Linked DNA regions of Homo sapiens: all the other regions are linked to region 4. The links are chromatin loops, found by intact Hi-C in ENCODE. Cell type or tissue: IMR-90. All regions are shown on one strand. Links, peaks and the distances in the headings refer to the core of each region. The heading gives the core; the rest is flanking DNA.

Region 1 (8,149 bases), core at 1,926-6,925, 280 kb before region 4:
TAGAAAAATAATTAGACTCTTTCCTATCCTCAAAATACTCAAGTTCTCTGAAAATGCAATGTGATTATTTTTAATCAGCTGATTGGGATCCAGGATGACTTCATAGTCTTGTGAACCTAATTGAAACACATCCAGCTCTTATTGCTGTGAATTGGAGAACTGCAGGCTGCTCTGAACTCACAGTGACCCCTGTACAAATGACCATTTCATCAACTGCCTGGGGAGGAGGTTCAGAGGCATGAAAGGGAGACACGGGCAAGGACATAAGCTCATTTCCTTCTGGGGCTTGAGGAGTTCGTCAACAACATTTTAGTGATTCAGTAATGAGTTGCTGGTTCCCTAGAGGCGAAACAGGTCTCATGCTTCCCTAGGGAGGCATGAGACTACCAGAAGATAGTTTCCTATCTCGTACATCATCTCTTGATTTTACCATCTGACCTGTTCAGTTTATCTTTGTATGGTTTCCAGCTCCTAATTGCATACCCTGGCATGACCCAGCCACCTCCATTGAGCCCTTCATGGCACATGACTGTACCTTCCGGCTGTTTTCAGGCTGGTGAGAGAGACCCTTTCATATTTATCCTCTTGGTAGCACAGTCTTCTCTGCAGCTGAAGATAGAAGCCAGGGTAGTGATTCTAAGTGACACTTCAGATGTCACTCTTCAGCTACCTGAGATGAAAAATTGGGATTCCTGTTTCATACAAAAGGAGCTTGAAATTGTACCCAGGGTATGGGAAGATGCCAAGATGGTGGCAGCTACTGAATGCTGGGATCTTATAAATAAATAGAGGCTCAGAGAAGTTTCAATGACGCAGCTGGTACGTCAGGGCCAGTCAGAGAGGGACTTAGGTCGGTGTGATCTCACATCCAGTGCCTCTTTGTTCATCTCAGACCCGCTTCTGAGGCCAAACCAGGGCAGTGACAGCAGGAAGGAAGGGGAGGAGTGGTTCCAGAATTCCTTGTGGTATGAGAGGCATGACGTGCCACACAACACGTCTCCTAATGCTGGGTGACTGTGAAAAAGCCTCTAACTATTTTATTGTAAACCCCAGCAAATGCCAGGGCAACCTAATGACTTGGATTCTCCACAAAGAGAAAGCTTTTGGCACTGAGACAAAGACCTTAAATCCTCCTAAAGTTAAAATGAGCCCTAAATTTGCATTTCAGCTCCCTTCTTTGATTCTTTAGTGGTTTAACTTTGAAATGAAACACAAATTTCTTGGGGGATTTTTCTAAACTGGTTGCAAAGACCAGATGACCAGCTTCCCCGGCTCCTGTGTGTTTAGACCCTGTCATCACAGCCTGTGTGTCCGTCCCAGTCCCACTGCAGGGACTCAGGCAAAAATAGTAAGTGAGGTCAGACCTCAAAGGAAAAAAAAGCCCTTGTTATCTAAACAGAAGGAATCAAATCATCTTTTAAGTCTAAGGTTAAGAAATGCCTTACTCCTACTTGGATCTGTGTTTGTGGATGAATTACTTAATCTTTCATTCATTGGTACACGGGCTCAGAATGTCTTCTGCGAGCCGGATGCCAGGGAGGATGAGATGTGGGCCTGGACACAGCAGGTTTGCCGTGAGGCCAGTGGTGCTTGAGCTTCAGGGTACCTCACCACGCTCCTGGCCTCTTCCAAGGCAGAGGGGCCTTGGTGATGTGGCACACGGTCTTAGGATTTTGTAAAACACTTATATGTAACACTTAAACGTAAACACTCCCTCAAAAGACTTTAACTTCCATGAGACCTGAGCGCTCTCTGGTCCTTTCCCATGAGAAGCCTGGGTCTTGTGGGAGAGACATTCATTCAAACAAATGAATTCCCAAGCACATCAGAGGCACTAAGGTAGAAGTCAGGCAGGGCACAGTGGTACACAAAGGAGGGACCCCTGACCTGCTGAGAATACTGTTCCTACATCTAGAGCTTGGAGTAGGGTTCCGTCCTGTTTCCATGCCAACTGGGTGGATTGCAATTCAATGCTGATCCAACTACCTGGAGTTAGCGCAGGACTCTACATGTCAAAGGCTTAGGCCTCCACAAGACTGCCCTGACCAGATGCCAGCCACACTATGGGGGTCTCCAGGCCATTGCACTTCTATCCAACTGGTTATAAATTCAAGGGCTCCTGTATTAGTCTGTTCTCACACTGCTCTAATCTGTATTAGATTAGACATATGGAATCTAGACATACTAGACACTGGGTAGTTTATGAGGAAAAGAGGTTGAATTGACTCAAGTTCTACATGACTGGAGAGGCCTCAGGAAACTTATAATTATGGTGGAAGGGGAAGCAGGCACATCCTACATGGCGGCAGATGAAAGAGAGAGAGAGAGAGACAAGAGGTAAGAGCCCCTTATAAAACCATCAGATCTCATGAGAATGCACTCACTATCATGAGAACAGCATGGGGGAAGCTGCCCTCATAATCCAATCACCTCTCTCCCTCCACATGTGGGGATTACAGGCCCCTCCCTAGACATGTGGCGTTTACAATTAAAGATGAGATTTGGGTGGGGACACAGAGCCAAACCACATCAGTTCCCATGACCCCCTCAGGTTTGATAATTTGCTAGAACAACTCACAGAACTCAGGCAAACACTATACTTTATGATTACAGTTTTATTATAAAAGGGACACTTAGGGAAAGTTCTGGCAGTGTGTGAACTTAAGTGCAGAGCTCCTGTGCCCCCTCCTGTGGAATGGGGGTGCATTGACCTCCTGTGGAATGGCGGTGCATCGACCTCCTGTGGAATGGGGGTGTATCGGCCTCCTGTGGAATGGGGGTGCATCAACCTCCTGTGGAATGGGGGTGCATTGACCTCCTGTGGAATGGGGATACATTGACCTCCTGTGGAATGGGGGTGCATCGACCTCTGCAGCACATCCATGTGTTCCCCGGCAGAAACCCCCCTGCCCTTCCCGGTCCTCCTCATCAAGCTGTGTGTGTTTGGCAGAGCAAAGATCTGGGGTTCTTGAGCTGGAGCTCTGGCCCCTGGGTGACATCCCCTAAGCTCCTAGTAGCTACCAGTCCTGCTGGATGCCCTGCTCACATCTTGGAGTTGATTAAACTCAAGAAAATAGGTGGCTTGGAAAGAAAAACCTCAGGATTCCCCTCTCTCTGGCCACACTGAGCCTCAAAGCTGATATGGCTCTGCTGGGGTTGGTGAGGGCAAGAGACCTTTTGTGCTGTCACTTTCCTTGTCCCTTTCTAGTACTGAGAGGGGAATGTCTAGGTAGTTTCAGCTTGACGTGTGCTCATACTCTCTCTCCCTGTCTCCTTCCCACCATCCACTGGCATTGGAAAAGAGTGAGCTTTTGGTCCCCAGTTGCCATATACTCTTCCCCTCAAGCAGCAGCAAGCCCACACCTTTGCTGTCAGAGGAAGAATTGAAGAGGTGGCTTTAATAGGTGAACCTCCTTACCCAGCACCCCGTTCCCATGCCTGTGATCCTATCTTCCATGCCTGAGGCATCTGTTTTTAGTTTTTAAAATTAATGTTTTAATTTAGAGATAATTTTGATTCACATGCAATTGTAAGAACTATTACAGAGACCCTGTGGTGTACCCTTAACTCAGTTTTCCCTAGTAGTAACATCTTGGACAACTATAGGAGAATATCACAACTAAGGCATCGAGATTAATACAGGCAAAGCATAGAACATTTCCATCATCACAAAGAGCCCTTCTGTTGCCCTTTTGTAGCCACACTCATTTCTCTTCCATTCCTATCCCCTTCTTAACCCCAGTAACCATTAATTAGTCTGCCATTTCTATGAAGAGATCCACTGTAAACATAGGTGCACAGGTTTTTGTGTGAACTTAAGTCTTTATTACTGTGGGATAAATAGAGGAATCCATTCCGTAAGATGTTCTAACATCCCCTCTGGAGGATGGACACTTTGTAGAACCATGGCCAAGGTTAAGTACTTAGGAAAACAACAGGTAATACATTAAAAATTTAGATATTGCCCTCTCAGACGATTATTAAGACATGTATTTGCCCATGTTAGAAAATATGATGAAGATATTTTTCAGATTGCATATAATAAAAATACTATGTAAACATAATTATAGAAAAAATCATTTGCCATTTAGTACTACTTTCCAAGCACACATAGGCAGGAATAGATCCAAAATCCCTGGAGAGAGTGAAGCTGGTAAGTAAGAAAGATTTATTTTTCACATGTTGAGGGGAAGTCCTCACTGCTGTGCCTGGGCTGGTACCATCACACTAAGTGTCAGAGAGTGACGCCAAAGGAGATGTTTTCCTTTCAGAACTCTAATCACTAGTGAATCCCTCCCTCCCTTCCTTCCTTCTCTCTTGCTCTCTCTCTTCCTTTCTCTCTTTCTCTCTCCTTCCTTCCTTCCTTCTCTCTCTTTCTCTATAACTCTGTTGTCTATCATCTCTGTCCATCTCTATCTGTCCATCTACCTATTTATCTATCACTATCTGTTAATATATCTATCTGTCTATCATCTGTCTCTGTCACTCTATCATTCTATCTATCATCTATTTATGTATCATCTATATAATCTACCACTATCTATTATCTATCTATCTATCTATCTATCTATCTATCTATATCTATCTATCTATATCTGTCCCTCTATCTAATCTATCAATCACTCCTACTACATCTATCATCTATCTATCTATCTATCTATCACTATTTATCTATCTATCATCTATGTAATCTATCTTTTTTTTTGCAAGTTTGAAGGACTGAAGGAGCAGAGGGAGAATGCTCCAGTCACCCAGTGCCCACTAATGGCTGGGATAAGGACTACGCTGGGCAAGAACACAGGCATAAATGTGAATAGGATTTCATCCCTGTGGAAACTCCTTCCAGAGGGGAAGTGGGTCTCTCTCTGGGTCTCTAACAGCCTCATCTCAGGAGATAGTGACTGGCTTGTGTCTTTCTTCCTTTCTTGGAGTCCTAATCCCTCAAGCATTTCTGGATACTGAGATATTTCAGACCCAACACATCTAGCCCTTTCTCAGCTCCTTTAGAATTTCCTCTTTCCTTCCACTTTTTTAGAGATAATATGTGGATAGAAAGAGTACTGAAAAAGACTTAACCTTCTGGTCTCCTTACATCCTCCCTTCCTGAATTGCAGGCAGTACAAAAGTCACATTCCAAAATGATCACAGGACCAACTGCTCAGAGAAAAGTGATAGGTCAGCATTTCTGCATGGTAGCTGTCACCAAGTGCAATCTATCCTTATGGTATTTATATATTTTCGTTGAGGTATTATTGCATCTAGTAAAATACACAAATCTCTCAGGTCCAAAGCTAGATGGATTTCTTACATCAGTGTGTACGTTTGTAACAACTGTTCAGTCATGATATAGAACATTGTCATCATCCTGGATGGTCCCTCGGGCCCCTTCCTACTCTGTATTCACCCCCTCAAGGTTAGTACTGCTCTGATTTCTGTATTCTGGCTGAGTTTTATAAATTTAGGTTTAAACTATGGTTAACAATTTATAGCAGAATGCATGTGCAGCAACACATAAAAAGAGGAAACATTTTAGAGAAATATAAAAATGTTAGATTTAGTATTTGATGAAGTAAAAAAAAATTTGCAAATAGATGAGCCGCACCCACTAGGAACCCATGAGGCAACAATGACCTAGATGTACAGATAGGAGACCCTTGGTCCAAAGGTACACGGAAGGAAGACATTTTCTAAATTACCTTTTGGGTGTGCACTTGTTATTCATATAATCCCCAAACATCAGAGATGGGAGAGACTGAAGTCAGCACCTAGGTTCATCTCCTTTCTTTATAGAGCGGGAAACCAAGGCCCAGTGGAGCTACGACATTCACACAGGCCTCAGAACATGTTAATATCAGCACTGTGACATTACACTGTCCATCCTTCAACAGTAGGACATGGCTGTCTCTTCTGTTTACTTATCAAAGGATTAAAATAAAACATCAGTAAAAATTGAGAGACTTGGACTGTTATGGGCTGAATTGTTCTCCCCTAAAGTTGATACATTGAAGTCCTAATTCTGAGTACCTCAGAATGTGACTGTTTTTGGAGATGGGGCCTTTAAAGAGGTAATTAAGGGAAAATAAGGTCATGGGGTTGTGCTCATTCAATAGAACCCATGTCGTTACAAGAAGAGGAGTTTGGAATGCAGACATGAATAGAAGGAAGACCATGTGAAGACACAGCAGGAAGACGCCATCTACAAGCTAAGAAGAGAGGCCTTAGAGGAAGCCAGCCCTGCCAACACTTTGATTTCAAACTTCCAGCCTCTAGAACTGTAAGAAAAATACATTTGTGTTGTTTAAGCCACCCAGTCTGTGGTACTTTATTATAGCAACTCCAGAAAACTAATACATGGGCTGACAAAAGTAGCTGGTGTCTATTTGCTTATTCTATGTGTTCAATTATACATTTACTGAGAACCTAATATGTGCCTGTTACTCTGGGAGATGTTGCACTAAGGACTTTAAATATATTAACTCAATTAATCCTGAGCACAGACCTCTGAGGTAGGTATTGCTATACCCATTTTATAGATGAAGAAAGCAAGGCAAGACAAACTGAGAGAATTAGTCAAACTGACACACCAGCAGGTGGTAGAGTCACAGACATGTAAACGTGGGCAGTGTGGCCTGACAGAGTGAGTTGTGGGAGACAGAAGTCAGCAGGAACATGGAAGAGAATAATTCTCCCAGAAAAGGAGTGGAGATTTACGGAAGAGGAACTGAGGCTTGAAAAGTGAACAAGAGAGAATGACCGAAGGCGGTGGTAGTGGTATTTCCGTTTCAAGGCATGCAAAGAGGCGTGAAACAACATGGCAGTTTGGGAGAATTGTAAGTAGTTGTGCATTCGTTCAAAGAGAAGTGTTGAGTGAGAACACAGGGGCCAGATTACTAGGGTCTCGTATGATGAACTACTCTGGATGGAAGTGATCCTCTGGGCACTGGAAGACCCTGAAGAGGGTTAAGAAAGAGTGATCAGATTTGAATTTTATAAAGTGTTCAAGGAAGTGTGGCAGGGACTGCGGTTAGAGGCACACAGCCCATTTTCCAGGATGGCAGTGGTCTTGGCATGAGAAGGGTGAGCCAGGACTGTGGTCAGCATCTCACAGGGGATGAAGAAAAAGGAAAAAGTATCTGATGCTGAGAAAACAGAAAACGCAAGACTCAGTTTGCAGCAGATGAAGGAGAGAACAGGTCCAGAATCATTCCCGGTGTTTTGGATGACTTGACTAGGAGGCTGATGCCAGAGTTAGAGACAAAGTGGGTGCACACTCTGGGATCCTGGGTCCCATCGTGCAGAGGCTGCTGGCTCTCTGTAACCTGAGCTCAGAAGGATGGTCTGGAGGGGAGGCAGGAGAGGCATCAGTGTAGAGATGGGGACCCAAGCCAGGACAGTGAGTGAGAGCCTACAAAATGCAGAGGAAGTACAGCAGAGAGTTGGGGCAAGTTGGGGCAAAAATCTGGGTGGCCAGCAGCATACAAGAGATGTAGAGACAGTGGAGTCTGGAAGAAAAGTCTGGAAGGAATGATCTGATACACAGGAGGAAAACAAGATATGAATAGTCCCACCAAAACCAAGGGAGATGCTGTTTATAGGAAGAAGGTCTCTAACATTAGCTGCTGCAGAGACATGCCAGATGGTGAGGGCTGGACAGGTCTGGGCAGTGGCTCTATTGGAGAAAGTGAGCTGCAAACCAGGTTTCATCCTTAAAAGGAGTGTTTTGTCTTTTGTGATTGACATGATTCTCTGACTGATGTATCTAATTCATGATTTTTTTTTTCACAAATGCACATAGAGCTTTCAGTGTTACCCAGGTGAGCAATGCAGCAGGCAGGCTGCAGGCTCACATGTTGACACTCAGGTTCCACATGAGTACATGAATGTGACACAGCATTTCAGAACAACAAGAAAAAACGTGAACAAAATGAAAGAAAGAACTCCAACTGTCAATTTGATACTCAGAATTTAAAAATTCCCCAAATCTTATTAGAAATCAATAAAACTATGCCTAATTAGATGTAATGCGTCTTTCTTTTGAGAATGTAGGTTCATGGTCTCGTGGAACCAGTTCCTCCTGGTTTAAACAGAGTTATTGAAATGCAGGAAGGATGCTGGATGTCTGTGCTTCTTTTTTCTGAAAGGAACCTCT
Region 2 (8,149 bases), core at 2,034-7,033, 350 kb before region 4:
GGGCCCAAGTGATCCTCCCACCTCAGCCTCCCAAGTATCTGGGACTACAGGTTTCCACCACCACGCTGGGCTAACTTTTTATTATTAGTTTTTTGTAGACATGGGGCCTCACTGTGAGGCCCAGGCTGGTCTTGAACTCCTGGCTTCAAGTGACCCTCCTGCCTTGGCCTCCTAAAGTGTTGGGATTAAGGTCTGAGCACTTTGTAAGCTCTGAGTGATGGTGGGGGCAGAGCAATGGTAGGGGATGAAGATGGACAAATTGCAAAGACTCAAACACTGATGGGCTTCATATGCCAGGCATGGTTTTCTCATGAGAAAAGAGGAGTGGCTGAAGAGTGGAAAGCTGGAGGGTGAGGTGTCATTCACGTGTTCTCTAATGACTCTTGTGCCTTGTGCCTGTTTATAAGGATGGGTTTGAGATGACAGAGGCTGGAGGGCTCTACCCCACGGAAGACTGTTGAGTTAGACAAGATCATAGAAGACAGTGGGCTGCACCAGGGGACTAGTATGAAGGACTGAGGATGGTGGGAAATCTGTGAGATTTTTAGGAAGGGGAACTGGGCTTCTTGGTAATTTTTAGGAATACAGGCAATGGGGGAAAACATGGAGCCTCAGTTGCTGCCTAGGTTTCTAGAATGAGTGACTGGTAGAGAGTTGAGCTTTAAGTGAGAAAACTGAAAGTAAAAGAGAGGCACATTTTGGTGGAAAGACTTTACGTTCCCAGCCCTCATAAGAGCTGGGTCATTAAATGAGGAATGCAATCACTGGATTCAGACTCTGGCAAACCAGCAGGATAACTCTTGGATAAGACAGGAACCTTCCTGGATTTCCATTTCCAAACTCATAAAATGGTCGCAACACCATCCTAATCCAAAGGGTTGTTGAGAAAGTAAACAAGGATGAAGCATATGGGAGCCCAGGGCTTGGCACGAGAGGACTTCGTATGTGCTGGTGAGTCTGAATCTGAAGAATCATAAAGATTTCCCAGTGCCTGGTTTGTTCAGTTTGGGAAACTCATGTGAAAGGAGAAGAGTTGTTCATATCCTTCCTCATGCATGCACTCACTTGTTCATTTATTCATTCATTCATCCACTTGGTAAGAATTTATTGAAGGCTTTCTGTGTCAGGTGGCCTGACAGTGAAGATTCACTTTGGTCAGACAAGGATTCCTTTGGGTGCTTTTTGGATGCTGTGTCCAACCCCTTGTCAAAATTACTTGGATCATATCTGTAATCTTGCTCCAGAGAAAGGGTGCAACTGAGATGTCCCTCAGAATCCTGCAGGCCGTACATGACCCTTCCCTTCCTGTGGCCGTGATGACACAGCACACTGTGTGGTGACTGGTGAGCTAGCATTTCTTCTCATGTTGAATAAAATTCATGGGTAGACAAATTATAATTAATGGTAATAAAAGTAATGCTAAAATTGACTGAGTATTTTCTAATGAATTGCACTTCACATCAATGATCTCAATTAATTTCATAAGGTAAGTTTATTTTTTCCCCAGCTTTATTAAGGTATAATTGACCAGTCAGAATGGTATATATTGTTCAGTGCGATGTTTTAATACATAGATACCCTGTGGACTGATTAAACCAAGCTGATTAACATATCCATCACCTCACATACTTCTCACTGTGTGTGTGTGTGTGTGTGTGTGTGTGTGTGCATAAGAACATTTAAGATCTACTCTCTTAGGAGGTACGTCTAGTTTTTCTTAGTTTATAGTTGAGGAAACTGAGGCTAAAATAGGTTAACTATTTTGGTTAAAACCGTACAGGAGCTGTGACGGGAACCCAAGTCTGTGTGAGTGCAACTTCTATTATATTATCTGACAGTGTATTGTAATTCAGTAAAATACTAAGTTAGCAGGTTGTCCGTGTTTCCATGTGTTTAGAAGGAAACTGTATCTTGATCTCCTTGGTTGGCGTCCGTTTCCTTCTCTGTATCTGCATTCTGTCCATGCATCTTTCCCAGGGTACTTCACTCTGTTCTCTTGTTCAATTGGCTTAATTCTCTGTATCCCTCCTTAGAATAGGAGCTTATGGAAGGCAGGGGCCACATTGTACAGTGTCGTATGTCTCAGTGACACTGCTAATGATGTGCCAAATGTACGTATGTATATATGAACTGCAGACTATAAACTTTTCTAGCAACACAGCAAAATCTTTCTGCTTTTGGTACAACTAAGAACTTTTATATATGACTATATTTTAATTGATATCAAGTTACCTATTCAGGTTTCAAAAATCTCAAAAGCTGTCTCGTCTGAAAAGGCTTCTGATGCATGATTATGAATTCCTTTATGCTTCTACATCGGGGCCTGTACTGCTCCACTATTTACTTTAAACAATTGTAATTCTGTATCCACCTCTTTCCACATGTCTTGAGTCCAGAGCCCTTTAAATTGTATTTGTGTCATTTTATTTTCTTGCTTAGCACCCTTGGCCAAATATATTGGACTCTGTTACAGCTTCTCCATCACTTTCTAGAAATGGAATGATAAGAACTCTACCGGGTCATGGTGTCCAGTGGCCAAAACTTGATTCTCAAGCACCTGATACATTTAAGCCTGTAAAGTCGAGAGAGAAACCATCTAGAGTGTTGTCTGGAAAGTCAGACAAGGTCAGTAAGCAGAGAAACAAACCATTTCTAGCCAGCCTGCCAAGGCCAGGAGTTTGAAGCGTAGTCCTTGTGTTCTGAACAAGAGAGCGGGAGAGGATAGAGAATCCAGGGCTTCGAACAGAGGAGGCTCGTGTGGATGCCCCAGCTCCTGACCCTGACAACAGTAATTTTAGGCACACCATGTAACCTCTCTGCTCTGTGCATTTGTTTCAATTTGCTTGCCATTTCTTTTTTTTTTTTTTTTAAACATGGCTTGATATTTTTTCTTAAAATTTTTTTTGAAACAATTTCAATGTTACAGAAAAGTTTCAGATAAAATACAAAACAATTTTTCTCTAAAACGTTGTCAAATAATTTGCCAATATTTGAAAGAGCCAAATAATGATGCCCAATGCTATTGGAATATTTTACTGTGTTTTCTACAAACCAAGGCATTCTCTTATAAAAATACAATCTAGCCATCAAAAAAATTAGCATTAATGAATTGGTATCATCTAAACTTCAGACACCATTCAAGTTTTGCCAATTTTTCCCAATGTATGATTTATTGCAAATGGATTCAGTTCGGAAATACCTGTTGTGTCTAGCTCTGTCTTCTTCAACTGGGAACAGTTCTGAAGTCGTTCCTTCACCTCCCACACTTTGAGACTTGGAAGTTCGCAGGAGAGAGATTTGATTGAAGGTCCTTCAGCTGGGTTTGTCTGATCTTTTCTCATGATTGGATTCATGTTATGCAGTCTTCGGCAGGCCCAATGACTACCTAGTTTGCAGGGCTTGTTGCAAATGTGGGGAATCCTTGTTCAAAAACGAGGGAAAAATGTGCTGGTAAAGGCACTGGAATATAAAGCTTTTTGTTTTTTTCCACTGTCTCTGTCTGTCATGGTGTTTATTATTTGTTATTTAACATCACATTCCCTCTGACTCCTGGATACTTGTGGTGTGAGAGGAGATACTACAGTCTCCTAGAGGTACCACCGTGCAACTTAGGGCACTGCCATGCCTATCTCCAGCTACCAGCCACACCTCTTGCCTTCCCACCAGCCCGGCATCCCGTTCCACAGTGTACAGATGAGCCCCCAAGGGTGATTCTGCACTGGGTACCTGAATCAGGGATGGGCGAGAGGCTTCGTGTCCACTGAATTGTCGCCAAATGCCCCATAGCATTGCCCGGGTTTGAGCGCATAGTAGGCATTCAATAAATACTGGCTTTCTTCCATAGAGCACGTAGAGCTGGAAGGTATCTAAGATCTTCACAAGCCCAAACTTCCCCCTGTAGAAAGTGGGAGTTGAGGCCCAAGGAGGTGAAATGAGTTGCAGATCTGGAGCTCCCGACTCCAGGTCGGTAATGCTGAGTTCTATTCTCTGCCTTTCTCAGGTGCTGGTTCTCTGGTGCTGGGAGTGAAAATAAAAATGGTGTACCACAGGCCATAGATGAGACACTTGAGCCTCCTACATAGACATTCCTGCAACACAACTATTCATCACTTGTTCAGCTAACACCCCTGCTGTGTTAGGACACGGAGCATCCAAACACGTGAGCGTGTGTCCTGCTCACAATCTATCAGTGAGAGAGAAAGGAACTCATAATGACTTCGGCTAGGCATTTATGATTTTACTTTTAGTTTTTCTGGCAGTCACGGAAGTGTTTCTATATTTATTATCATTACAACTCTACAGGGCAGGTTTTGCTAACCGGTTTTACAGTGGGAAACCTATAGCTTTAGAGATTTAGGCAAGGTACACGTAGAAAATGTCAGAGCTGGTGGGGTGGAGGGTGGAAGTCTGCCTGGTTCTGCCTCGAGGGCTTGTACCGGCTACATCCCGGCTTCCTCCCTGGAAGAGCCAGCAAGACTGGGATAGAAAAATGTTGTCTCCGGCTCGGCGCGGTAGCTCATGCCTGTAATCCCAGCGCTTTGGGAGGCCGAGGTGGGTGAATCACTTGAGATCAGGAGTTTGAGACTAGCCTGACCAACATGGCAAAACCCCATCTCTTCTAAAAATATAAAAATTAGCCAGGTGTGTTGGCGCATGCCTGTAATCCCAGCTACTCGGGAGGCTGAGGCAGGAGAATGGCTTGAGCTCAGGAGGCCGAGGTTGCAGTGAGCCAAGATTGCGCCATTGCACTCCAGCCTGGGCCACAAGAGCAAAACTCCATCTCAAAAAATAAAAAAGAAAGAAAAGAAAAATGTTGTCTCCGATGACTTGTTCCCAGGGAGGCAGCCCAGGAGGTCTGACTAAACTTGCTTCCCTCGGGCTTCCCCAGCACCCCAAGGGGCCGTCCTTCCTACCCCCAGCCCTGTGAGTCATCTTCATTGAGTTCCAAGAATCCCCGCGCAGCTGTGCAGCTGTACATTGCATGCTGACACTGAATGAGCAGTGACTGGACGCTGCCTTCCATGTGGGACACGAGCCTTCAATGCCTGATAAAGCCTGAAAGCCACAATCTGCCCTGGAAACCCAGCTCCACCCTGCTTCCACTACATCAGGAGGTGGTAGGTTCAAAACTGCATTCAGGGCTGATGAATGAAATACGTTATTAAAGATAATTCTTCCGAAAGCAGAGGTAATAATCCCAGCATTAACATTTCTAATTTAATTCAACCCTGATTAAACTTTTTCTTTCAGAAGGAGGAAATTGAAAGTGTGAAACACCAGTGGGAGGAAAAGGTTCCTGTAACAAATGTGGTTATCAATGGGAAAGAAGCTTTCTAGAGCTTATATACGGGGCCGAGTCATGCACACTTCATCATACTCACCAGGTGGGACTTGGAGAACAACCTATGTCTTATATAGTCAGCTGAACTCCAGCGTTCTTTCCAGAGAGGAATTTTAAGAGGTTAATTTTGATTTTAGTTATCATGTAACATTTCCCTTGGCCCTCCATGCTATGCTTGTCTTTGCTGGGAACCTCGCTGTTTCCTCTGTCCTTTGAAATCATAATTGTTTGGTTACCTCGTCTTCTTCCTCACTAGTCAGAGCCCCTCAAAGGCAGCGATAATGATGTAAGTACCTTTATATCCTCTAACTGAGAATAGTGCCTGGCATGGAGAAAAAACCCAATACATGTTTGACCAACCAATGACCGATGGGGCTGATCAACTTAAAAAGCTTTTGTGTTTTCATTTACCAACATCCCTATATGCTCCAAAACAACTTATTCATTTCTTGGTGTGAGAGCAAAATGCTTTAGCAAAGTACTTTGAGGGGAAGTGGAAATGGAGGTTAAGAAAAAAAGACCAACCCACTGGGAATAATAAAATGCAAACTTATATCTCCTGGATTTCAGAATGAAAGGTGGAGTTTCAGATCCCATTTCCCATATGAAATTCTTCGCTTGCTTTTTCTAATAGTCAGGCTAAAAAGGAACTTTTCACAAAGGAGGTATTTTTCTTCTTGGCCTGGAAAATCGATTCCAATGTTAATCTCGCTCCTTGGAATGTCCTCCCCCACCCTTTTCCACCTAGCAAAATACTCGTCTTTCACAGCCCAGCTCAGATGTCAGCTCTTCAAATAATAATAATCATTGCTAATATCTGTCATGCATTAACTCTAGGATAGGGGCTGTGCTAAGTGTTTTATAGAAATTATTTTACTTGCTGTTCACAAATCCCCATCAAATCAGGACTATGATTTATCATAAACTTACAGATGAGGAAGCTGAGGCCTGTAAGGTGGTGTAATTGCCCAAACTCGAGCTTGGATTTGAATGTGGGAACCTTAACTTCAGTTGTGCTTTAACCATGAGGACACTGCTCCCTCTGAAGCCTTCTGCAACTTTCTCTAGCCCTGCCCTTTGTGGAGATCCAGCACTGGCCCTGGCCGACACGTAATCCACACACTCTCAGGGGACCACCACAGCCTCTTTTCCCCCTGGCTCCAAGCTCAGCACTAGTGAACATACCTTAAGCACCAATGCCAGGTCGATCTTCTTTGCATGCTGAACTCCCCAGCCTTGAGGTTGCTGCCCTTATAGTTTCCTTTGCTCCATTCTCTGCTGGGCCTCTGCCCATCTGACATCGTACACATTCTGGTATTTACTTTTCTCAGCCTGGCTCTGCATCAAGAAAGCAGCCTCCTGTCTCGTGTTCTCTTCCTAACATAGCATCAAGGGTGGAACACACACATACTCAGCACTGCATTAAGAGCAGAGATGGGTGGACTTTACTTTTCCTCAATTCTTTGGAAGTCATATTCCAACACAGTATTTTCATGCATTCTGTCAAAACACTGATGTAGAACTGCAGGGAGTTAGAGCTCATGGTAGCATTCAAGGGTAATTCTTCTGCCCAACCCTAACTTTTCTGACAAATAATTGCTTATTAGTCCAGATAAGGGTTGAGGGTTCATTTTCCTTTTCTTAAACCACATTTTCTTCGTAAGAGACTCTTCTTCTAGATGGTCTCACAATAGATATATTTGAGATTCTCAGGAATAAATGCATCAGCACATTAATCGTATTTGACCAAAATGCTCCTCAGGACACCATCATGAGACATAGACAGGCAAAGCAAGAGAAAAGTCACCCTGGGCTCTGTTTTGCTGTCTCCATTGAAGACAAATATTAAGCATCCCTGAAATTCATGTCAAATTTTACCATATTGAGAAATAAATGGATAAAAGGGTACTCTTTTCAATAAATATAACCGTATAACTTGCACAATCACACGTACTTGAATTTTCCCATCTCAAATGCATTATATAAGCCGATCTTTTTTTCCTGTACATACTCATGCCACAGAAGACAACACAGAAGAACCATAAGACAGTGACAATGGTTAAGAAAACTGATACTTGGCCAGGTGCGGTGGGTCACATCTGTAATCCCAGCACTTTGAGAGGCCGAGGCCGGTGGATCACCTGAGATCAGGAGTTCAAGACCAGCCTGGCCAACATGGTGAAACCCCGTGTCTACTAATAACTCACAAAAAGTTAGCTGGACATGGTGACACATGCCTGTAGTCCCAGCTACTCAGGAGGCTGAGGCAGGAGAATCGCTTGAACCCGGGGAGCGGAGGTTGCAGTGAACCGAGATCGCACCATTGCTCTCCAGCCTGGGCAAAAAAGAGCGAAACTTCCGTCTCAAAAAAAAAAAAAAAAGAAAAAGAAAACTGATACTCACTTACCAGCTGTGTGTCTTTGAGCAATACTTAAACTTCCCATTTAAGTCTCAGAGTTTTTATTGGAAAAGTGGAATTAGTAATAATAATATCTATTTTATTGGGTGCTTGTAAAGATTGAATGATTTAACGTGCTCAGTATCTTATTATCACTACTAATACATGTTAGCCATTATTATGACTTAGTAGAGTTAGCACTGGATTGGGAGAAAGAAGACCTAAGTCTTATCTCTGCTACTCACCAGCCAGGTGGTCTTAAATCAATCAAGCTGGACCTAAAAGCTCTCCACAATCTGGGGCCTGCTGGCGGGTCCGGTTTCATGCTGAGCTCTTGTCTACAGCACACTTGGTTTTCCAGCAACTCAAGCTGTTTCTAGTTTATCACTCTTGCCCCTGGTCCACGTCTA
Region 3 (8,149 bases), core at 1,500-6,499, 79 kb after region 4:
AAGAATTTCATTTTTTCAGTGATGAAGGAAAAAGACAAAGATTTCTATAAAAAGTTCTTAAAATTCCAATGCAATGGGATAATAACACAGAGTAAATAAAACTGTGATATAAGAAATTACTGTGGAAAGATTTGTGCTTTTGATGTATTAAAATAACACAAAGTTTAAACATGTTATTTGGAATATAATAATGTCATTTATGCACTTGAATATAAATGCATAAATAGATCAGTGAAAATAAATAAAATCCAGAATGTGATAATCTAATTTATTTCAGATAAAATTTTAATTGAACTGAAAAATGATTTTCTGTTTAATACATTGTACACGAAACACACTGAAAAGATATTTCAGAAAATACCTTTTAAAAATTAAATTCCAAAAAAATTATAAACTGTTATGAAAAATCAATAAAATAAAGCTCTGTAAGTGTAATCTAAGTGTGGTAAAACATTGTAAAAAAGACCTGAAACCTGAATGCTTAAAAAACAAAATAAGTAATATGACAAAAAATAACATGAAATATGAAAATTGATATACCAAAATTGGGAAAAAATTAAATGGCTATGTCAGACAAAATGATGAATTTCCATAAATGATAAAAAAGAGACAAAAAATATAGTCAAAGAATAAATTAGGCAATCATAGAAGAGAAAGCTCTAATTGTCAATTATTATATTTAAAATCACTCAATTTTCAAAGGTTTTCACATCTCTCATCAGATTTATTCCAAGTATTTCATATTTTTGATGGTATTTTAAATTTCTTGGGCATTTAAAATAATTCAAAAATGAGACTTTTCATCTGAAAAAGTCTTTAAACTTGTAAATCCACATGGATATTAATTTTTAAGACATCAAGATTATAGTGACAGGAAATTTTACATGGTTGGTTTATTACAGATGATTTACTGAGGAATAAAATCCTTAATGTGTAGGTAACACAGGCAAAATTATTCAGCAAAAACATAAATCTTTTTTGTCATACTCACAAAGAGTTGTTGGCTTAGTCTTTCTTTTCCAGTAAATTAAGGAATTCTCCACCAGATCTGCTGAGATACGTAGCATCTCAGTATCCTTGATCTATCCAGATACGTAGTATCCTACTGGATACCTAGGTATCCAGTGGACATGCTGAAGTAACATCCTGGAAACACAAGAAAGTTGACTTTTCTCTCCATTCCAAAATATCTTCCATAAAAGCCTATTGGCAGATGACCCTCAACTTCACTGAGACTCAGTTTCTCATTTGCAAAAAGGGAATGGTAACAACCTGATATGTCTTTTGTGAGGCGTAAGTCGGTGATACAATGTCTGAGTCGTATGGCACTTTAGATGATAAAATACGGAAAACAGTACTTTTCTGCTAGATGCTGGTGAATTTTCTTTTAATAAGACATCCGTGAGAAGGAGAAAACCTCCAAAGCTCATGATGGTTTGGCTACCTACTCAGAGAAACTTGGACATAATCAGTATGAGGAACTAATGAGAACAGGAAAGGCTTACTGTGCTTATATCACGTAACATCTACGTGTCATCAAATCCATTGACAGGGCTTTTTCAGCATAAACTTTGTCAGTCTCTTAATCTTGGCTCTTCTACATCAATTTAATAGGGTTGTCTTAAAAACAAACAAATGACAACAACGAAAAAGCCACAACAGATGGTTTATGAAATTGCAGAAGGCTGGAGCAGAAAGAGAGCCATAGAAACAATCTGACCACATTCATCCATTGTAAATGTCACCTATAGCTTCCCTGTCAGGATTACCAAGGATCTCTGTTGATTACTTCCAGTGATAAGAAGTCACTTATGAGACAGGTCATTTTATTTTAATTATCAGTTAAATAATCATTCAACTGAAATCTCCTTAATTTTCCACTCTATGGAGCTACCTAGAAAGCATCAAATTTTACTTTCTCTTGGCAGTTCCCTTATACTTGAAAACGGAATTAGGGTCCCCATTCAGTTTTCTTTCTTCAGTTAAATGTCTCCTTTTCTTTCAGTGTTATCTCCTCATTTGAAGTAGTTTTCTGGTTTTATAATACTTAACATACTAGTTGCTCTTCTCTGGATAAATTCCAAATTGTCAATTTCACTTTTAAACTTTTATGCTCAGAACTGAGTAGGATATAGCTGCTGTACTCGATGCAGAAAACTCATGCAAAAAGTAGCAGTTTTTCTCCAGTGGTTATGCTCAACTGTTTTAATATACTGCTTTGTCACACAGTCATGCCTGGGGCAGTTCAAGATCCTTCAGATCAAGACCTGGGCTCTTCTAGGAAGTAAAATACAAAGGTTTTACTGCAGAGGATACCTCTGACAGAAGTCTGTCTTTCTCTCCCTCCTTTGTATTTTAAGTTGCATTTTGTAGATAACTAAGTCAAAGCACTATTCAGCCCCTGAATAATAGAAGCAAGCCCTCTAAATAATAGAATGCATTAAATAAGAATTCCAAACATTTTATACATATGACACTTGGAAAGAGTTTTCCTGAAAGTAGCCTGAACTGTTAAAAACCTTGGTTCTAGCCATAATATTGATGATCTGTTTGAACTCCTGAGTCATACAATCTCTCATGTAGGTTAGGCTGCTAATATAATACCTTATGGCATCTAACAATGACAAAAATCATTTTGCAGTTGAGTCAAGCTTAACCATACCATGGGCAGGTAAGTTTTTATTTAAAAAAAATTTCCTACTTGAGTGCCCATCAATTCCTCTCTGCCTGGGTTATATTTGTCTCTTTATATTTTTCAATATAGTTCCCAAGAGAAAATTGATCTTATTTCCAGTTCCTAATGAAAATATGAGATTTTAAAAAACTGTAATGAAAGGTTTCAATTTATAGAGGGTGTGTTCTCTTCCTCAATCTGGAATATCTGCAATACCTTCCCTCAAGTGAAATGTTCAGCTTATTTAGAGGATATCAGGATGGTTTGCTATTTCCTGTGCCTCATGACTGCATACGTATTTGCCATCTGATATTTAATAAAGCCATTCAAGGACCATGACATTTCGTTGGATGGCACAGTAAGGAAAGAAGTCTGATGAGACCCAAACATGCGTGGCAGGAATTGGAGGAAGGTACAAGGAAAGTATCTTTGCTTTTGCATTTGGGAGATTCAAAGAAGCAGGTTTTTTGTTTGTTTCTTAGAAAACAACAAAGTTGTCTCTCCCCCCTACTACACAGAACCACTTTCAGAGAAGACTTTCAAAAGCTTCGACAACAACAAAAAACTAAACTAAAACTAAACAAAGGCTCCCCGGCTACTAGAACAGGGTTTGCTTCATCTTCAAGCTGTTCTTTCACAGCCATGTCCTAGTTATGACAGTGTGGGAAGTCGGAATGACAACCACCAAACCAAACTGGTCTCTGTCTTCACCTTCTCACAGAAAAAAAAAAAAAAAGCCCCATCTTGGAATGTGCTCTGAAGATTTTCTCGTCTCACTGTAGCTAGGAAAGAATTCACCCCAGAGGCTAGAGCAACATGCTTGGCTAAGCTTCCCACAAAACCAAGGACTACTTGCCTTAAAGGTTTTCCTTTCATTGGAATCGCTTATGCATATGTCATCACTGACTCATATCTCATAAACATGATTTACAAAAAAAGCTTGTCAGCTGGGTTTTATTAAATAGTAAATTAAAAAAAAAAACCTGCATCCAGAATATCCAACAAGCTCAACACCCACAAATTCACTGGCTCATCTTCCAGCATCATGTGGTGGTTGATAAGTCTGAAGAACACACACACACCTCATCAGCTCCCATCAAACTCTCTCTGCACCCACGGGAAAAGCTCCACATTCATAGAATTCCTCCCACACATGCCTGCACCCCATCAGCACAAGCAAAGATGAGGATTTACTCTGTGAGTCCAAAGAAAATAAATTGCTCCATTTATACATGACACATGAAAGAAAAAGTCATGCTTATGTCAAGCTAGAAATACACTTTTTAAAAGACAAAATTGTTACTTAAAAAAGGAAAAGTGCTTTGGCTCTGGAATGCCTGGTGGGTGCAATAATTCAATTAAAATTCATTGTTCTGACTCTGGCAAGTATTCATTTGTTCACCAATATTTTAGAGAGATCTATTCTCATTGGTTCTTCGAGTTCATGGAAAGCTTCATGTCATCTTATTGGATTGTCTTGTATTTTAAATGATTACTATATAGGCATCCTGGGAAGATGGAAAGACATTAAAAACCCTAAATCCTAGGCACATCTTCTATCTACTTTACAAAATAGTGTGTATGAAATAATTCAACAGAAGCCAAGGGTATGGAATCCTTAGTAAAACCTGAAATAAGTGAACAAAATTATGCCTTTCAGATTCTGGAAGGCATTTATATACCTTTCCACACCAGTAGTCTGGATTTAAACTGTGATGATAGGAGATCTAGGATTTATAATGAGACCAGTTTAAGTTATTGTGCTCATGATGTATTTTATTAGAGTAGCACTACTGATGACAAACATCTTTTAAAAATGGATAAAGGCAGCAACATGACAGAAGTTTGTTTTCAGCTCATATAAGCCTTAAGAATTGTTTTCTTCATTAGTGCATGACTTTCCTTCCAGTTGTGATTCTGGGACCTAGTCTTCTGTCATACTGTGGCTCTGATATCTTCAATATATGTTTTCCAAAACAAATTATCCAAGGCATCTGGGTGAATCTGAAACTAAAGGAAAGAGCATAGGAAATGACATGTAATCGACTATTGTGGACCACCATGGAAGTAGCACTTGCCACTTCTGTACACATCTCATTGGCCGGGACTCAGTCATGTAACCTCACCTAACTTCAGGGAACATTGAAAATGTCTCCTAGTTGTGTGCTCAGGAGAAAAAGAGAGTGGGTTTGGTAAATAGCAGGCCAATTTTTGCTACTCAAGGAAAAGAAGAAATTCCCATTCTACCATCTTTCCTCTTGTGTGAGAAGGCATGACAAGGACCACAGCTCATCCGCATTGAGTATGTAGCAGACATTTAGGGGAAACTTTCGTCAGTGATTCCAGAGACTGTTTTATTTCAGTTCCTCTCCAGAGAGTTCTCTTAACATGCAGTAAATATCAAAAATGGAGCTTCTGATAATTGTACCATGGGCCAGGGCCTTGGTATTCTGAATAATAATTACTAAGGCATTCTGTTCAATTGGGTTTTAAAGATCAATTGTATCTGAGTTGCCACATCATGGAAGGTCTTTCGATGATTTTTTTCACTGTGAAATCTATGTGCATTTGATCATGTAGACGTCCATTCTTTTGTTTTTCCATTCCTTTCAAAAACTAAATTGAGACAGCTTACAAAATAAAATTCAACAAGTAAATGGTAGACCCAACACCTTGAAAAGGGAATATTATTGGTAGTAAAATTAAATGAAGCTGGGGGTGAGGGTATTACATTTAATGTATATATGCGTCTCTTTAAAAGAGAGGGATAAAGTTGAGGGTTGTAAATAAGCTCATTTAATAGTGGCCAAAGTAAAGAATGCGACCTCAGACATGGGGCCTGTAATTATCTTTCATGCTGCCCTGATGTGCTCTTTCCTTCCAGGGACTCCCACATTTCCCTAAATCCATTAACAACAAGAACAGAATAGAGGGGAAAATGCTTGAAAAGAATATTTAATATGAGTGATGAAATCAAGTGCTAAATTTAAAAAGAAAGGAATGGGATGGGCAATTATTATAGCAAAAAGAGAACAGGAAAAGTGAAAAGCAGAGAAAGAAAACTGGCAATCTAACTCCTTTTTGACTAGAAACAGGACACAAGAAGCAAACTGCTGGTGGTGTGTGTGTGGGGGGTGTTTAAGCAAAGATGTCAGACTCCCAAGATTAAACTAGTGAAGAATGGGAAGGGAGAGGGAGAAGAGGCAAAATGCACAAAACTCCATAAAAGGGAGCCGAGTGTCCATGTATTTGAGTAGATGGATATAAATAGAACATCACAGTATTCGGAATGTTTGTGGAACTTCTTATGATAACAACGAGCGTCCTATTTTTAATAGGATGCTTACCTTCCAAATTCTATCAAAACATAACAGGAAATAAATATTAACCAAAGTACCAAAAGGCATAGTAAACATGGAGTGCATTATTGTATATATCTACAATGAATGTCTTAGTACAAAATGGGAGTTCAACTAAAAAAACAGAAATGGTTCAATAATTTATGGTGCATTTTCTGAATAAAATACTATGTAGCTATTAAAATGAATAACGTGGAAACACCATAGCAACAAGTCTAATTGTTTATTACATAATAGCAATAAAAAAAGAAGGGTCAAGAGGATATGTGTGTTATGATTACAAGTGTGTAAAAAAACCGTGGACAAGAAATAAAAGGAAAGATTGCGAAAAATATTATGTATTGAAGATCATGGAGATAGAATTTTTATTTAAATGGTCTAACTGGAATATTATTATTTCAACAAGAATAAATAGAGACAGAGAGACAAAAATAAATACTGTCCAGCATCTCTTAGTGTTTGACTTAGCAAGGGTGTCTGGAAGTGTTGGGGGGACCAAGTTTGGAGCATTACCATGGATTGAAACTGTTCTCTGCTGAGACTGGGATGAACATGCACAGAAATGCCCTGGCCAGCTCTGCTTATGTCTTTGTCAGCCAGGCTGACACTCCCTTGCTCAAGTTGCAGAGAGGTCCACATGTGGTCAGTGGTCCCAGCAGGATGAGAAGCATCAAGGTCCTCCTTGCCCATCCTTGGCTCTTGTGGCCATTCCTTCAGCTTCTGCCTCAGCTTCTTCTCATGCCAGTATCAATGAAGGAGATAAATTATGTCCTCTGGGCCTCAGTTTCCTCCTGTGTCAACCTAACAGCCTGGGTGAGGATTGAGGGGAGTGCAGTACTCTCTAAAGGAGAAAGTACCATTAGGTACAGATGGGAGCTGCATGCTCCCACCTTGCCACTGTCCTCCTTTTTTTACTTCTCCTCTGTCTCTCTCTCTCTCTCACACACACACACATGCATGCACCAGCATTTATGCACAATCATGCACTCCTTCTGCTCTATATATCCTCAGCTCTGTCATTAGTTAACACAGGTTGCTCCCTCTTGGCTCCAAGAAGGACGTGCTATTATTTCTGCTTGCCAAACTCATCCTTCAAGTTCCACTGACACCTCCTTCATTTTATCGGTCTACTAACCACTTGAAATGAATGGCTTTTTGTTGTTGCCATTTATAGGACAGAATACTTTAGCACTGTGATAAGATTATCTGTCTGGAATTTCAGAAATCCCCATATACCTGGAGAGACTGATTAACTAAGGAGATCTCTGCAATAAAGCGCTGCCACAGGTTGGTCACCATGGGAAGCCCTCTCAATGTTTCAAAGCACTTTGAGCAATATTCATTTTATTATTTAAAATAAAATATTTTTAAAAATATTATTAAATGTATTATTTATTATTAATAGCATCAAAACTCAAGGAGTCAAGTAGAATGGAATGCATTTCTATAATAATTTTATAAATGAGAAATAGGAGGCCCGGATATATTGCAAAACACACTTAAGGTCAATATCTATTCAGTGGCAGAACTGGGAATAGAATTCAGGACTGTCTGGGCCTCAGTCCTAAGCTCCCTGAAGTACACTTGTGTTTCCCTAATGCTGATTATTACGGCTCTACGAGGTAGGAGGTTATGTCTATGTTAGTAGTTCTCAAACTGTAACAAGTATCAGAGTCACCAGCTGGTAGGCCCCACTTCAGACTCTCTGATGAGTTTATGATTCTGCAGATTTGGGGTAGGCTCTGGTCATTGGCATTTCGAACAAGTTTCCCAGGCAATGCTGATACCGCTGATCACTTTGAGAACCACTCATCTCTATAAATCTTTGGAGTTGCTTCATATAAACTATTGGCCAGCCAATTCTACCAATTCCTTCTGCATAAATGACATTTTTAAAAAATGCCATTATTCCAAATTGCAATGGTGCTATACTTTTCCTAGTCAAGTTTCCCAACTTACAAAATGCCTTCGGATATTGTGGTTAATGGAGTGTGTGGTGGGGAAGGAGTTGCCAAATGCATGGGTCTTTGGCCCTCATTAATATTTAGAGTTTCCTGAACCTTAAGAAATGAGGGGCTCAACAGCATGGTAGAGAGACGTGCTGAAACAAACAGAG
Region 4 (8,149 bases), core at 1,884-6,883:
TTGGTGTCCAAAAGTAGATCAAATCTGACATGAGGGTAAGAAGGCTGAGTGATGGGCATCTCGCATGCCATAAACACACAGGAGCTTTGAGTCCTTTATTTTGTTCTCTAACTTTAGCAAGTACTAGGCAAGAATACCTGAAAATATTTTTGTCCCAGGGCTATTTCTGCAGGTGTCAGGCAGCCTTGCAACTTTAGCTTAATGCCCTGGAGGTAGGAGATAAGCTATCAAACGGTTCAAAGGCAGTTAGGTCCCCTAATATGTGTTTTTGTCTGTGGTAAATGTATTTGCTTTCACTCTTTAATCTGAAAATACTTATCAGCGAAACAGCAGCCATAGAGTTGGGGCAATGGCAGATTAACAATGGTTTTACAAAAGGGTGTGTTGAAGTTTCCGTTCTGTAGTAACTGCATTCTTTTAACTGCTAGAAATGCCCTTTCATAACCCAGAGACGTCTTAATCATGTCTCCTTAAAGCTGTAGGATTTTCGATGAATTAAATATCTCATCATTTACTGCACTCACCAAACCTGAGGAAATTATTTTTGAAAAATCAAATCGAAACTGTGTTATATGTGAGCATGATGTTTATTTCAAATGTACAGCTCTACTGTCCTTCTATATTTAAAGAAAGATGTCTAGCAATTACAATAACTTGACTCAAGAATCAAATATTTAGGGCAGCAAACTGTGTCTATTTCAGGGCTTGCAGCTGACGTACATTCTTAGGATATACAGGATAAACACAGTATTTCATTTCAAGTTCCTAAAAAGGGAAGTGACCATGAGCAGGATGAAAATGCTTTGTTACCACACATCATATGCGCTTGCAGCTAGCTGGAGTTTGGGCAGCTGAACTGGGCCATTAATAAAAGTCTGACACAGCCTGTGACTGAAGACATTTAAAAGGTTAACATATTTCAGTCTTTCACAGAGGCATCAAGAAATGTACATCCATAGAGTTATTAATACATTAGTTGAGCCTGTAATTATTATCCTAATGGCTCTTATCAAAAACAGCAAGAGGTAGGCAAGAAATGGATAATTACAGGATGAGCAGAGGGAGATGGCCTTTTTTTTTTTTTTTTTTTTTTTTTTTTTTCAAAAAGCTTTCCATCAGCATAATGACCAGAGTATCTGGGACTCATTCTGAATTGCATTAACCAGATGATGTGATTATTAAGTAACTTACTTAATTAGCTCTGTTCACCAAAGGTTAGTGCAATCCAGCTTCCCCATCCCTCCCCACTACCTGCCCCAGGTAGAAGCTGCCCTCCTTCCCTTCCAATAAACAGCCATGCATCCTCTTCGACCAAGCCTGAAAGTATCATTGTTTCCATGACATTTTCCTTAACTCTATGAAAGGAAACTGTCTCCCCATCCATCCATCCATCCATCCATCCATCCATCCATCCATCCACCTACATAATTTTCTATGTCTTTCCAAAATGGATCTGAGTTGGCTGTCAGCGGACCATTTACTAAAATAAGATTTTTAAAAATCTAGTGATAAAAATAAGGGAATAAAGAGAAAGTAAGAGAGAGAGCAGAGAAGAGACACTCTGGAGCACAGTCAGTGTGCAGAATGAATGCCATATGGTTCTACAGGGTTACCACAGATTGTACCCACATTTGTCTTTTCTCTCCTTTATAGCTAAGACAAAGAAAAACTACATATATTATCACTTGTAAAGTCAACTGGTCCTTAAGGCAAAAATGAACCAGTGGCTGAGAAGAAGCACAGCTTTTCTTTTCTTTTTTTTTTTTTTTTTTCTAAAATCAAGATACTGCTTGTCCCACGTCTTCATAGGGCAGCCACCATGTGAAGCTGTGCATGTCACCTTCCATGGTGTCCCCACCACCGACACAGTGGCACATTTCTTAGGGCTGTCTGGGGGCAGCTGGTGGCATAACATTAACTTGAAAACCAGTAAAGGAAAATTAATGAAAGACCAAAATGGAAAAGTCCCTTAGTACCTTTGATTATTGCAGTTTAAGCAATTATTGTAGTGTTTCTTGTTTCTTGTTTAGTTTTCTATCTTTGCGTTAAGTCAATTCCTTAAGACAAAAATAATAGGATTTTATTCACCTGTGAATCTATAGAGATGAATAGTGCCTGGAACTGTTAATATTTCTCAAATGAATTAAATAATGTGCTGTAAATACAGGATTTTTTTTTTGTTTATCGCTTTGCTTTTTTTTAATTAAAGAAAATGCCCTTTCTTGGAGTAATCCTAAAAAGTTGAGAAGGTGGATTAGAATAATCAGCAGAGAGGCCTCGGAGAGTTATCCCGGCAGAGAAGCCTCGGGGAGGTGTCCCGGCGGGGGAGCCTCGGGGAGGTGTCCCGGCGGGGGGGCCTCGGGGAGGTATCCCCTTTTTGCTGTTTATGTTTATGGTGCCAGCTCATGCAAGGGATGCTGTAATGGTTAATTTTATGTGTCAACTTGTCTGGGTCACAGTGCCCAGATATGTCATAGAACATTATTCTGGATGTTTCTGTGAGGGTGTTTTCGGTGAGATTTAAAATGCTGGACTTTGAGTAAAGCTCATGGTGCTCCACATTTATAAGTGGGCCTCAACCAACCAACTGAAGGACTGAATAGAATGTAAGACTGATAAGACTGACTTTCCCTTCTCCCAGCAAGAAGGAATTCTCTGGAAGACTGTCTTTGGACTCAAACTGAAACTCTTTCCCGTTTTCAGCCTGCCAGCTTCCCCTATCAAATTTTGGACTCTCCAAGCCCCCACAATCATCAGAGCCATTTCTTAAAATAAATCTCATTTTTATATATCTACATCTTCATCCTATAGTTTCTGTTTCTCCAGAGAACTAATAAAATGCATCCACTCACTGGTCATCTGTAAGGAGGCTACACTTCTTTTTTTTTCTTTTCTTTTTTATTTTATTTTATTTTATTTTTTTTGAGACGGAGTCCCGCTCTGTTGCCCAGGCTGGAGTGCAGTGGCGTGATCTCAGCTCACTGCAAGCTCCACCTCCCGGGTTCACGCCATTCTCCTGTTTCAGCCTCCCAAGTAGCTCATACTACAGGCGCCCGCTACCACGCCTGGCTAATTTTTTTTTTTTTTTGTATTTTTAGTAGAGACGGGGTTTCACTGGGTTAGCCAGGATGGTCTCGATCTCCTGACCTCGTGATGCGCCTGCCTCGGCCTCCCAAAGTGCTGGGATTACAGGTGTGAGCCACCACTTGAGTGTCCTCTCTTGCCTTGACACATCCCACGTTTCATCCCAATCATCACAGCCGCTGCTGATAACTTTGTAGCATGTGGCTGAGAGTCTTCTTTGGAAATGCAGCAGATCCATTGTAAATAGGAATCCAACTAATGAGAAAGCAAGACCATGGAAAGCCAGAGCCATGAAGGCGTGGAAAACCAATTCACTCAGTCCTGCTACTCCTGTTTCTTGCTCTGAAGAGAGGCCTAGGAGTGGCTACTTTAAGCCGGAAGTGCACAGGCTTTGCAGTCGGGCAAAGGAGGATGCGCAGTGGCATTTAAGGACCGATAACTAGGAGTTGGAAGGGTATCAGGCCATCCCAGGGGATGTTACAATGGAGAGAGGTAAACATAAAAGCCACATGCGTGGCTTTTTACCCAAGCATGGCACTAATTAAGAACATGGAACACAAAAACAATCTCTGGAATTTTACAGGTTTCAGGAGTGTAAGTCCCCAATTGATGAGATTAAGTTTCTACCATGTAGCAAAACAGAGGTTTGAAATGAATATTGCCCATGTACAGAAAATACAATTACATTCTTGCAAAATTGATTTTTTGCAGGCTGAGATTAATATCTGCTCCAAAACTTAATATTGTAGAGTAAATGGTGACACATCATTAGTACTTAGATTACATATATTAACATATTAATATAGATGAGTATCATAAAATAACATACTTATATATAATGGTAAATAAGAAAAATATAAAGCTGAGTGACGATGTAGAATAAACCACTGGTTCTGTGGGCAAACAAAACTGTATTTGAATCCCAGATTCATGACTTGACCCGGGAACTTCAGGCAGGTACTAATATTTTCTTAGGTAGTGGTTGCATTTTAATCTGTAAAATGGAGACAATCTTTTGACCTTGGAGGAATTTTGTCAGAAATAAATTTGATTAAAAATCTAAATCATTGAGTCCAGTTTCTGACCAAATAGTGCTCAGCAGATGGTGTTTCCTGGATTCTGTCCCAGTGTGTAAAATATGTATGAATGAGGAGGACGCCTGGAAGGAAATAAATAAAACCGAAAACACATTTGTTGGGGTGATGAAATGATGCATGATTAATTTTTCACTTTTCAAAAATTTCTGCAATGTTGCATCATTCTTTTAACAATAATATATATACTATATATATACATACATATATATATACTATATATACACATACATATATACTATATATATACATATATACTATATATACACATACATATATGTACGTGTGTGTGTATATATATATTATATAATATATAATATATATAATATATTATATAATATATAATATATTATATATTATATAATATATATAATATAATATATATATATTATATATATAATATATAATATATATAATATATATAATATATATAATATATATATAATATATATATAATATATAATATATATAATATATATTATATATAATATATATATCTGAGAAAGCTTTTCACCAAGCTCTACAGTCCACAAAGTAAACAGAGGAATGTGTCAGATAAATTTGGCTTCTCTCTCTGACCCTGCTGCCTTACACAGAGAGGGGCGGAGCAACGGGGGAGCCCAAGCACTTCCTTTTTGGTTAATCAGCCTGACCCACTGATTGCGACACTCCAGAGCCTCATGCTTTTCTCAGCCTTTAAGTATCTTTCTGAATTGCTGTCCAAGGGCAAATTTTTCCTGTCAAACAGACCTGCAAGGTTGCTAGGCACATACAAGGAAAAAGAGATTCTGGTTACTCAATACTTGTTTTGCAAAGTCTGTTTAAAAAAAATTGCATCATATCTCATTTGATGATTGTGCAATGCAGGGTGGATACCTAAACTGAAAGTTAAGTAAGACTGAGCTGTCGGCACCTTTGCAATTGAGACATCCATTTATACGCCAGTGGAAAATATTCAGTTGTTATTAGTTTTAAGTAAAAAAAAGGGGGATAAAGCCAATGAAAATAGACCCCAATGCTCCCTGCACAGATAAAATACACACAGAAAATTTCCTATCCTGTTTCTTCTCAGGTATTTGGTACATTATGCTCCTGTGATGAATATAAATAGGATTAGTCTTTGGATCCTGCCAATTCACCTGGGGTTGTCTTTTAGTACAAAGAGTACCGATTAGGGAATTGCCCAATCTGGATGCAAATCCTGATGACTGGCAAATGACTTAATCTCGCTGAGTGGGATTTTCTTCCTCTTTATGATGAGGATGGTAATAGGAAGTCAGAAATTAGTGGAGAATAACTGTAAAGGACTGAGGCTATAGCCTGGCATGCATAGGGGATCAATACATATTAGTTCCCTTCCAACTCTTAATTTTCCTCATCTTAAACTGCTCGCCGTAATGGGTCCTGTTTCATGCTCACTTATCAAACATCATTCCGCCCCAGGACCTACATTAATACTTGGGGTGGGGTCAACAGATACAGGGAAGAGTCAGCCATGGGCACTGCCCTTCACATGCTCACAGTTTATTGGTAGAAGAGGCACATCTGTGAGTGGATTCTGGAAATAGCAGATGGCAGGGCATCATAAGGGAGAAGTTTATGGAGCCTGGGGAGGCAGGTATGGAGGGAGATTGAAGAAGGAGAAATACTTCTACACTCAGAGGTGCCAGAAATCACTGTGCAAGAGCTGGGCTTCCATCTAATGGTGTACTATAAGCAAAGCACAGTCCTAGGGAATTTGAGCTGTGTCCCTAAAAACAAAACCATCAGCTCATAGTCTGTTTACACAGTTGCTTCTCTAGTTGGTGTTTCTCTAACTTTGGGGCATCATTCACCCTCTGCAAATGTCCGTTTCCTCAACCTCCAAACATGGTCAACATTCCATGCTTCTTGAGTATGTGTTCTGAGGGAAGAGTTGGCAGTGCAAGAGAATGGGACAGGATGGGGAAAGGGAATTAGTGTTCAGTGATATAATTGACATGAAATTGGTTAAATATAAAATCTTGGGAAAACGTGAGACATTATTATGGTGCATAATTACATGCTTAATACAAGAGATGTGGGTTTTGAATCAGACAAAGGACTCAATGTTTTGCACAGATTCAACACTGGTACTTTGAGTAAACTGGATACTTCTTTGTTGATCTAAAGGGAAGAAACAGACAATCCCCAGTCGAGAGTTTCCACAAGCAGTTGAAGTGCATTGCTCAGCCGCAGCTCATTCCCTCACCCAGCACATGCTCTGTTACACTTTCTACTGTCTTTGGCACAGAAAGTGCACACACATATTCTCAAAGGGAAAATGCCATGCAAATGACACATTTTTCACAAGATGTGGAATTTCTTGTGTCTGTGATAGGCCTGAAGGCTCAGAGATAGGTACGATTTTTAAAATTGTTGTCATAGAACAAATAAACTTGAACTGAAGCCTCTATCCAAACACACCTGACACCTAGAAATTGGGAACCTTTGGCATCAGTCCAGCAATAGCAGTTTTTTGGGTGCTTGACGGCACTTTAAACTCAAAGTTAATTTAGCAAGTGTGTTTCCAGAAATGACAGAAAAGGACTGTCATAGGACTTTGAAATTTTAACCTGCAAATTTCAGATACGGTTGTTAATAGAAAAATTCTTATAAAAGTAGCATAATAATCCTTTTAGGGCTTAAATTTTTTTATTCAAAATATCAAATGATATTATTTATAGATAACATTAACTCAGTCATTCACAAATACTAGAGATATTTGTTTATTTTTCCCCATTATTATTTTATGTATTCAATCTTTTTTGTCTTACTATGGCTTTCTTGATATTTATTTTATATTTTGGTTATAACACCACAATGATTTATTCTTTTCTTTTGCCAAGTTGTTCCAGCTTCTGCCGCTGGGAACTCTTTCAGTTGGTTCCTGTGTTCCTCTAAAACACCCCATCAATGTGTGTGTGTGTGTGTGTGTGTGTGTGTGTGTGTGTGTATTAAGCATTTCTACTTTCTGGCATTACAAGATGCTCCAAGCTCATTTTGTGCATTCCCTACTCCAGTGCTAGAACCAGCCATATCTCCAAGAAGCCCTGGTTCTTTTTCTTCAAGAATGGTTTTAGAGGCCAGGCGCAGTGGCTTATGCCTGTAATTCCAGCACATTGGGAGGCCGAGGCGGGCGGATCACGAGGTCAGGAGATCGAGACCATCCTGGCTAACATGGTGAAACCCCATCTCTACTAAAAATACAAAAGAATTAGCCAGGCTTGGTGGCACATGCCTGTAGTCCCAGCTACTAGGGAGGCTGAAGCAGGAGAATCGCTTGAGCCAGGGAGGAGGAGGTTGCAGTGAGCCAAGATTACGCCACTGCACTCCAGCCTGGGTGACACAGCAAGACTCCATCTCAAAAGAAAAAAAAAAAAGAATGGTATTAGAACCCCAAATCTGGGCACTAGTTATACTCATTCAATTGGGGTGTCATTGTTTCTACACCCTCTTGGCCAACAGAGCAAGGAGACGTACATGTGTATACCAACCCACTTATATAAACATATCTGTATATATTTCTACATTTAACTATCTGTATCTATACTAAGCTAAACATGAGTTTGCACTCATGTCTCCAACTCTAATCTATTGCCACATGGATGATTCTAGCTTTTTCCTTTTGCTTGTCTACTTCAACAGTTAAAAAACGAGGCCTCCACAATCCACCATCCATTTACCAATGGCTCAATTTTTGTATATATTTATAACTGTATCAGTATTATTAACCTGTAGCCTCACTGGAAACTACTTTATCAACTAGAGTATAGGTCTTATGTACAGTTGCTTTTGCCTTTGTTCTTGTAGTAATCACTCATTTCCAAAGTTGATTAGGGTAGCATCTTCCTTCACCTTCCCTGTAGCCTTCAGTGAGATTATCTCATACATTTGAAATACAACTAGATTATCTTTGTGACAGTCTGCATTTCCTGCTAGAACTAAGGTTG

The links. Peaks named below come from ENCODE experiments on the same cell type or tissue, not always from the same donor. Only the 100,000 strongest peaks of a DNase experiment are listed, where the experiment ranks them.
Region 1: a loop joins it to region 4, with 2.0 times the contacts of the local background. A loop is called at or near these places in 2 of 110 quality-filtered maps.
Region 2: it touches region 4 in a loop (4-fold over the local background); 2 of 110 quality-filtered maps call a loop at or near these places.
Region 3: a loop joins it to region 4, with 4 times the contacts of the local background. A loop is called at or near these places in 3 of 110 quality-filtered maps.

Annotation. Positions count from the first base shown.
Region 1 is chr2:12,168,979-12,177,127 of GRCh38, forward strand. The region is part of intron 3 of MIR3681HG (MIR3681 host gene); the gene reads left to right. Among named protein-coding and RNA genes, the nearest start is that of MIR3681, 26 kb to the right of the region's middle. In IMR-90, for the core only: a CTCF peak has its summit at 4,767; no DNase peak of the experiment used is centred there; H3K27ac peaks cover 79 bases.
Region 2 is chr2:12,101,568-12,109,716 of GRCh38, forward strand. All of the region lies in intron 2 of MIR3681HG (MIR3681 host gene), which reads left to right. LOC105373433 (a long non-coding RNA gene) reads right to left here and starts at 8,139. Exons shown (of 4, transcript XR_922808.2): 1 at 7,985-8,139; 2 at 6,527-6,758; 3 at 3,727-4,017; 4 at 2,989-3,420. In IMR-90, for the core only: no CTCF peak of the experiment used is centred there; a DNase peak (open chromatin) is centred at 4,944; H3K27ac peaks cover 464 bases.
Region 3 is chr2:12,531,294-12,539,442 of GRCh38, forward strand. The region is part of intron 4 of MIR3681HG (MIR3681 host gene); the gene reads left to right. Among named protein-coding and RNA genes, the nearest start is that of TRIB2, 180 kb to the right of the region's middle. In IMR-90, for the core only: no CTCF peak of the experiment used is centred there; DNase peaks (open chromatin) are centred at 3,528 and 3,808; H3K4me3 peaks cover 396 bases; H3K27ac peaks cover 913 bases.
Region 4 is chr2:12,451,600-12,459,748 of GRCh38, forward strand. All of the region lies in intron 4 of MIR3681HG (MIR3681 host gene), which reads left to right. All of the region lies in intron 1 of LOC105373431 (a long non-coding RNA gene), which reads right to left. Among named protein-coding and RNA genes, the nearest start is that of MIR3681, 260 kb to the left of the region's middle. In IMR-90, for the core only: no CTCF peak of the experiment used is centred there; a DNase peak (open chromatin) is centred at 4,882; H3K27ac peaks cover 1,751 bases.